Linked DNA regions of Mus musculus: region 2 is linked to region 1. Evidence: chromatin contacts called from ENCODE Hi-C or POLR2A ChIA-PET data. All regions are on one chromosome and are shown on one strand. The core of a region is the stretch at or near the end of the contact, and the rest is flanking DNA. Distances in the headings are between cores, read along the strand shown. Region 1 holds the start of Cherp (calcium homeostasis endoplasmic reticulum protein). Region 2 holds the start of Tmem38a (transmembrane protein 38A).

The links. A loop is a pair of places that touch in the nucleus more often than their neighbours do. ChIA-PET counts read pairs that join two places held with the same protein, here RNA polymerase II (POLR2A).
Region 2: POLR2A ChIA-PET joins it to region 1 with 20 read pairs in Patski. The contact joins the promoter of Tmem38a here to the promoter of Cherp in region 1. A Hi-C loop is called at or near these places in 1 of 37 maps with a recorded cell type or tissue (gastrocnemius). POLR2A ChIA-PET finds 5 or more read pairs at or near these places in 3 of 5 experiments (Patski and embryonic stem cell).

What each region holds. Positions count from the first base shown.
Region 1 is chr8:72,473,881-72,476,580 of GRCm38, forward strand. It overlaps Cherp (calcium homeostasis endoplasmic reticulum protein), which reads right to left and starts at 1,353. Exons shown (of 18, transcript NM_138585.3): 1 at 1,178-1,353; 2 at 732-905. The coding sequence starts at 1,202.
Region 2 is chr8:72,570,570-72,573,429 of GRCm38, forward strand. Tmem38a (transmembrane protein 38A) reads left to right here and starts at 1,254. Exons shown (of 6, transcript NM_144534.2): 1 at 1,254-1,658. The coding sequence starts at 1,535. It overlaps Smim7 (small integral membrane protein 7), which reads right to left and starts at 479. Exons shown (of 5, transcript NM_172396.3): 1 at 435-479; 2 at 305-346. The coding sequence starts at 460.

The sequences.
Region 1 (2,700 bases), core at 103-2,602:
CCAGGCCAACCTGGGATATGGTGTGAGGCCCTTAAAGACCAGCTGTGCTTCTTCACTCATTTTCCTTTTTCTTTTGTTTTTTTTTTTTTTTTTTTTTAGGCAGTCTATGTAGTCTTGCCTGTACTGGAACTTGTACAATCAGTTGGCCACAAACTCACAGAGATCGACCTGCCTTTGCCTTCTAAGTGTTGAGATTAAAGCGGTGGTCCCATCATCCCTGGCTCTAAACTTTTTATTATTTCTATTATTTTTAATCATATTTTTCTTGATGTTTAAATCTAGTTTACAAAACTAGCTCTAGAACAGTCAGGACTACACAGAGAAACCCTATCTCGAAAGCAAAAAAAAAAAAAAAAAAAAAAGGAAAAGAAAAACGTTGCAAAAACTAAAGGGAAAGCTTTTTGATCTATGCACCTGAAATGCAGAAAGCTATGGTCTCAGCCTGCAGAAAGGCTGCACAGTTTGCACAGTTCCCACCTTCCTGCAGATCCGCAATTGCCTCTGCAAAGACCACCCAGGGACCACTCCCGACCCAAAAGCCTGGATAGAGAATATATGATAGTCTCTCCTTATGACACACAGATCCAGCAGTCTATCTTGGTACAGGGCTCCGGGTAGGACAGAAGAACGGCTGCTCTGCTCTGCAGAGGAAACTTGCAACTCTAAAGAAATTGGCTGCGGCGGGGCCCGCATTGAACCCCGAGGCGGCTGAGGGCCTGAGGGGAACTCACGCTGTTGCTGCTCCAGTGCCAGCTTGCACTTGTAGTAACTGTAGAACTCGCCTCCAAACAGAAACGAGAACTTAGGGTTGTCCTTCTGCTTCTCCATCGTCATTTTCTCGAACTCGGGTCCGTTGCGAGCCACAAACTGAGCGAGCTTATCGATGACATTTCGAAGCTCCTGATCTGCAAAACAGAGGAAAAGGCGTCAGTGGGGGCAGCCTGACCCGGGGACCAGGCCGGGGTCCTCTGGGGCGGGCCACTGCAAGGCGGTGGTGTACGGGTCCTGACTAGGGCCAAGCGCGCGCCAGGAATGCGGGGAACCACGGAGAGGCCGAGGGAGGAGCGGCGAGGCCGCAGCGCGCTCCGTCACTGGCCCGGCAACGCGAGGAGGCACGGCTGGCCGGCGGGGGCACACGAGAAGAACCCAACGACCTCAGCTCAGGGACCGGCCTCACCATCTGGCGGCATCGGCATCTCCATGGCTGCAGCCACTGGCAACGTCCTCCGCCGCCTCACGATCGCTTACCAGCACCGGCCACAGAAGCCGGCCGGAAGTGGCGCGAAGGGCGACGTTTACGACGGCCTCGCGGGCCGCTTCGCGCGCCATTTACGGCTGTCGCTGGGAAACACCGGAAGTGAAGACCGGAGGAGGGCGGGAAGGGACTGCGTGAGGACTCCAGAGAAGGATGGCCTAGTGAGACGCATGCGCGTGAGCCTCTTTGCGCATGCGGCGGCCCGGCCGCTGTTCCCCGACGCGCTGGAGCGTGAGAAGCTGCGCCGGCGGTACTCTGGGTTTCTGCTGCGTTCTTGCGAACGCGTGCACTCCCAGGCCTCTGCGTCTTTCACATCCTTTTACGCCATCCAGAAGGCGGGATCGGCAGGTGATGGTTTTGGCGAATCACACCTCACTCGGCTCCTGTTCCGATATGCTCCTTCTGGGTAAGAATTTTGAGCATTGGGGCTCCACAACATCACATCAGACCGACGTGGAGCAAAGACATCTCTTCTGAAGCGACTATAGACGTTCTATGGAAGGAGAAGCGGAAGCTGCGTCAACACCCCATCCCTTCTGTTTATTTATATTATTACTTACTCCTGGTTTTTGAATATTAGGTCTCATAGAGCCCAAGCTGATCTCTAACTCCCCACACAGCCTTAGATAATCTTGCACTCCCGATCCTCCTCTTAGCTCTTAAGTACTGAGATGACAGGCGTGTGCCACCACCACACCAGGGTTACAGGATACTGGGGATGGAAGACAGGACTGGCTGCATGTTAGGCAATCACTGAGATATACCATCGACCTTTAGAAAGAAAAAAAGATTTATATTTTGCCGGGCATGGTAGCGCACGCCTTTAGTCTCAACACTTGGGAGGCAGTGGCAGACAGATCTCAAGTTCAAAACCAATTTGGTCTACAAAGAGTTTCAGGATAGCCAGGACTATACAGAGAAACCCTGTCTCGAAAACAAAGGTTTAATTATGTGTCAGGTGGGTTTGTGTACGTGACTTCAGGGCCTAAAGAAGCTGGAAGCAGGCACAGGATCTACAGCACTGGCATGATTTACTTTCTGAGTTTGTGCTGGCCACTAAGCCCTTAGTGATCCTTTGAGCCTGTTATGCCAGGGTCTCCGACTTTTCCTAATTGGATATTCTTACTGCTGGAAGCACCACACCACGATTATATGAGGAGGAAGGAGGAAGTTGAGCCTAGCAGGTATCCTGATCCCTATGCCCTTCCTGTAACTCCTGTCTTGCCTGCTGTGAAGCCCCTTTATAATGTCCTACTCTTGGAGCTGCAGAGATAGCTCAATGGTGATGTGCTTGTCATGGGAGCAGGACCACCTGAGTTCAGGTCCAAGAATTCAGTGTAAAAACCAGACAACAGCAGCACAGGCCTGCAATCCCCAAAGACTATTGTGACCTTGTAGGGACTCTGTGTGGCTCACAGTAAATAGAAGTCTGTATCTGCCCGGAC
Region 2 (2,860 bases), core at 4-2,503, 97 kb after region 1:
AAAGGACAATCAACAGGATTTCTACCATGGGGGATCCGGGAATCGGACTCAAGTAGTCAGGCTTGGCAGCAAGCGCCTCTGCCCGCTGAGCCGTTCCCTGGTCTAGAGAGTACAGATTTAAAGATCCTGGAGTGATACAGAACTGTCAGAGCCTGGTGAAGCAGCGCGGAGGCGTGGCTAGAGGTAGGATTAGTGGGGCGTGGAGCATGCACAGGGCGGGACTGGCGGTGACCAAGGGTGTGGGCGGGGACTGGCTGTGGGAGGGCCTGGCTGTCTGGGACACCGCCTGTCGCGGCCTACTCACAGTTTAAAGTTGAGCACAGCCCCGGCGTTCATCAGTAGCGTCCTGCGGAGGGACAGTAACGGTCAGTAAGGGTCACCCCCACCCCTCTGACTGCCACTCTCCGACCTCTAACACCCCTCATTCATATTACCCGAACAGCAGTATGTCTCCGATCATCCTTACACCCAAGGCGTCCGTCAAACCGGAAACGGAAGCCGTGATGAGGGGCGGAAAGTGGAACGAGAACTGACCAATTCTGAATCAGCATTGGTTGGGTTCGACTGAGGATGTAGCATGATGTCACCTACAGGGCGGAGCTTGGGGTGCGCGCGCGCATGCTCAGTGTTACGTGCCACAGCTGGTCCCTGCTGTTGATGCCGCTCGGGGGTTGGTTGGGCTATGGATTCCGGGCTACAGAAATTGCGCCCTTGACCCTTGAGCCGCCCGTGAACGGCTTGGATATGGATATGGGCGCGGCAGATGCCTGAACTCCAAAAGGACTCCACTTGGGTCCCCACGGAGAACTGCGATCCCGGCTCAGAGTGCATAGAGTCAGGATGACCTCCTGCCTGAGTTGTACCTCCCACGGACCTCCCAGGTCTGACTCGAGTAACCCCACGGAGAATGAGAGTCCTGACCGGACAGACTTACAGAACATAAGGCCTGGATTAAGGTCTACAGAGGATGGATCTTAACTTGTGGGGCCTCCTGAAGCGGGAGGGTCCTAACTTAGTGGATCCAGTCTGGGCTGGGGTCCACAAAGAGGAGGGTTCTGACTTGTGGAGCCTTTTAGAGAGACAAAACCAAACAGAACGTGAGGGTTTGGTTGAGGTCCCCTTGTGGGAGGCGGGGTTCTGACTTTGGATCCTCAGGAATGAAACATGATATTCTTGGCTGAGATCTTCCGAGGGCGCGGGTTTTGAGGGAAATAGGGGTCCTGAATTGGTTAGTCCCATGGAAAAGGGACAGGATTCTAACTACGCAGATGTTTAAGGACAAGATTCCCTCTTGTGTGTGCTGGATGCAGGGGACAGATCGCCTTTTTGGCTCTGTTGAACGAGTTCTGACGTCCCTACGGCCCCGCATTTTGGGCTCCCGGCTGCTAGGAGTCCCCCACCACCCCTCCTCTCCCGAGGGGTGGGGGCAGGCGGGGGGCGGTGCCTGGCAGTGGGGCGGGCTCAGTGGCGAGGGAGCATTCGTCGGGCAGCGGGGCGCGGGACGCACGGGGCCGGGGAGGCGCCCTCCATCGCCATGGACCTGATGTCAGCGCTGAGCCTGGGCGAGCTAGCGCTCAGCTTCTCGCGGGTGCCGCTCTTCCCTGTTTTCGACCTCAGCTACTTCATCGTCTCCATCATCTACCTGAAGTATGAGCCAGGTGAGTCGAGGATTGTAGGAGTTACCAGGAGGGAGGTTGCCCCTAGCTTGATGATGGAGACGAAAGGAGGAGACAGGCTAGATCCTGGAGCTGGATGGGGGAGGAGGCAGAGGCTGAGATCGTGGAGTGCTCCCACGCTCGCGCAGGTGGAGGAGCGAACCCTGGGGACAGAGGCGCTGTGGAAAGGAGGCTGCAAATGAGGTGGGAGGGAAGAAAAGGAGCGCTCTTGTTTACGGTTAGGAGGACAGGTGCTGCGGGGTTGGGGTTGAGGGCGGGGGCAACGAAAAGGCCAGAGTCAGGTTAGAGCAAGGATTCCTGAACTTAATCTTGGGCAAGGGGGATTGATGGTGGCGAAGGTTCCAAATCAAGGATCGGACCTGCCTGGGCGAGGGTCAGATGTTCTGGACGTCAGCTGCCATGACCTCCCTTAACGCCCTTGAATTGACTGCCTGGTGACTATATAAGGACTGGCCATGCTGGGTGCTGCGATCAGGTTCGGGGGAAAGTGACACCCATGTCCCCTCTGTACTGCATCTTTTGGCATCTTCTTCCCTCCCTTCTCACATGCCAGCTGGGCCAGCTCGGGCCTGGGATCCTTCCCACTTATGGAGCCTAAACCGTTCCAGGACAGGGCAACTTTGGGTCAGCTTCCTTTCAAGAGTCAGAGGAGGATAGACCCTACTTCTTTGATTAAAAAAAAAAAAAGTTAATTACTTTTACTTATCTCTGTGTTGTGGGTATGTGTGGAGGTCAGAGGACAGTTTACGGGGGTCACTGGTCAAACTCTGGTGGTCAAATTCATAGACAAGCTCCTTTACCAGCAGAGTCATCTTGCTGCTACCGCACCCCTCCTCCAAATCTGCTTTAATGAGGACAAATGTAGCTCGCCTCTAACCCCAGAACGTAGAACGTAGAGAAAGGAGGAAAGCAAGTTAATTCCAGGACAGCCAGGGCTATTGATGAGTTCTTGTCCAGTGTGACTACAGACCATCTCAAAAACAAACATAAATAAGTGACTACATAAATGAATAAATAAATAAATAAATGCCTCCCTGGAGCGTTCTATTTTTATTACAAGTTCAGTGTAAGCAAATGTGTCGTGTTTGTCTTCTGTAGTTTTAGTTATTCTACTGAACCTTCAAATTTGAAGGACAGGGTAATTTCCTTCCAGGGAAGTTAAGACCCTTCTGTGGGTGGGTATG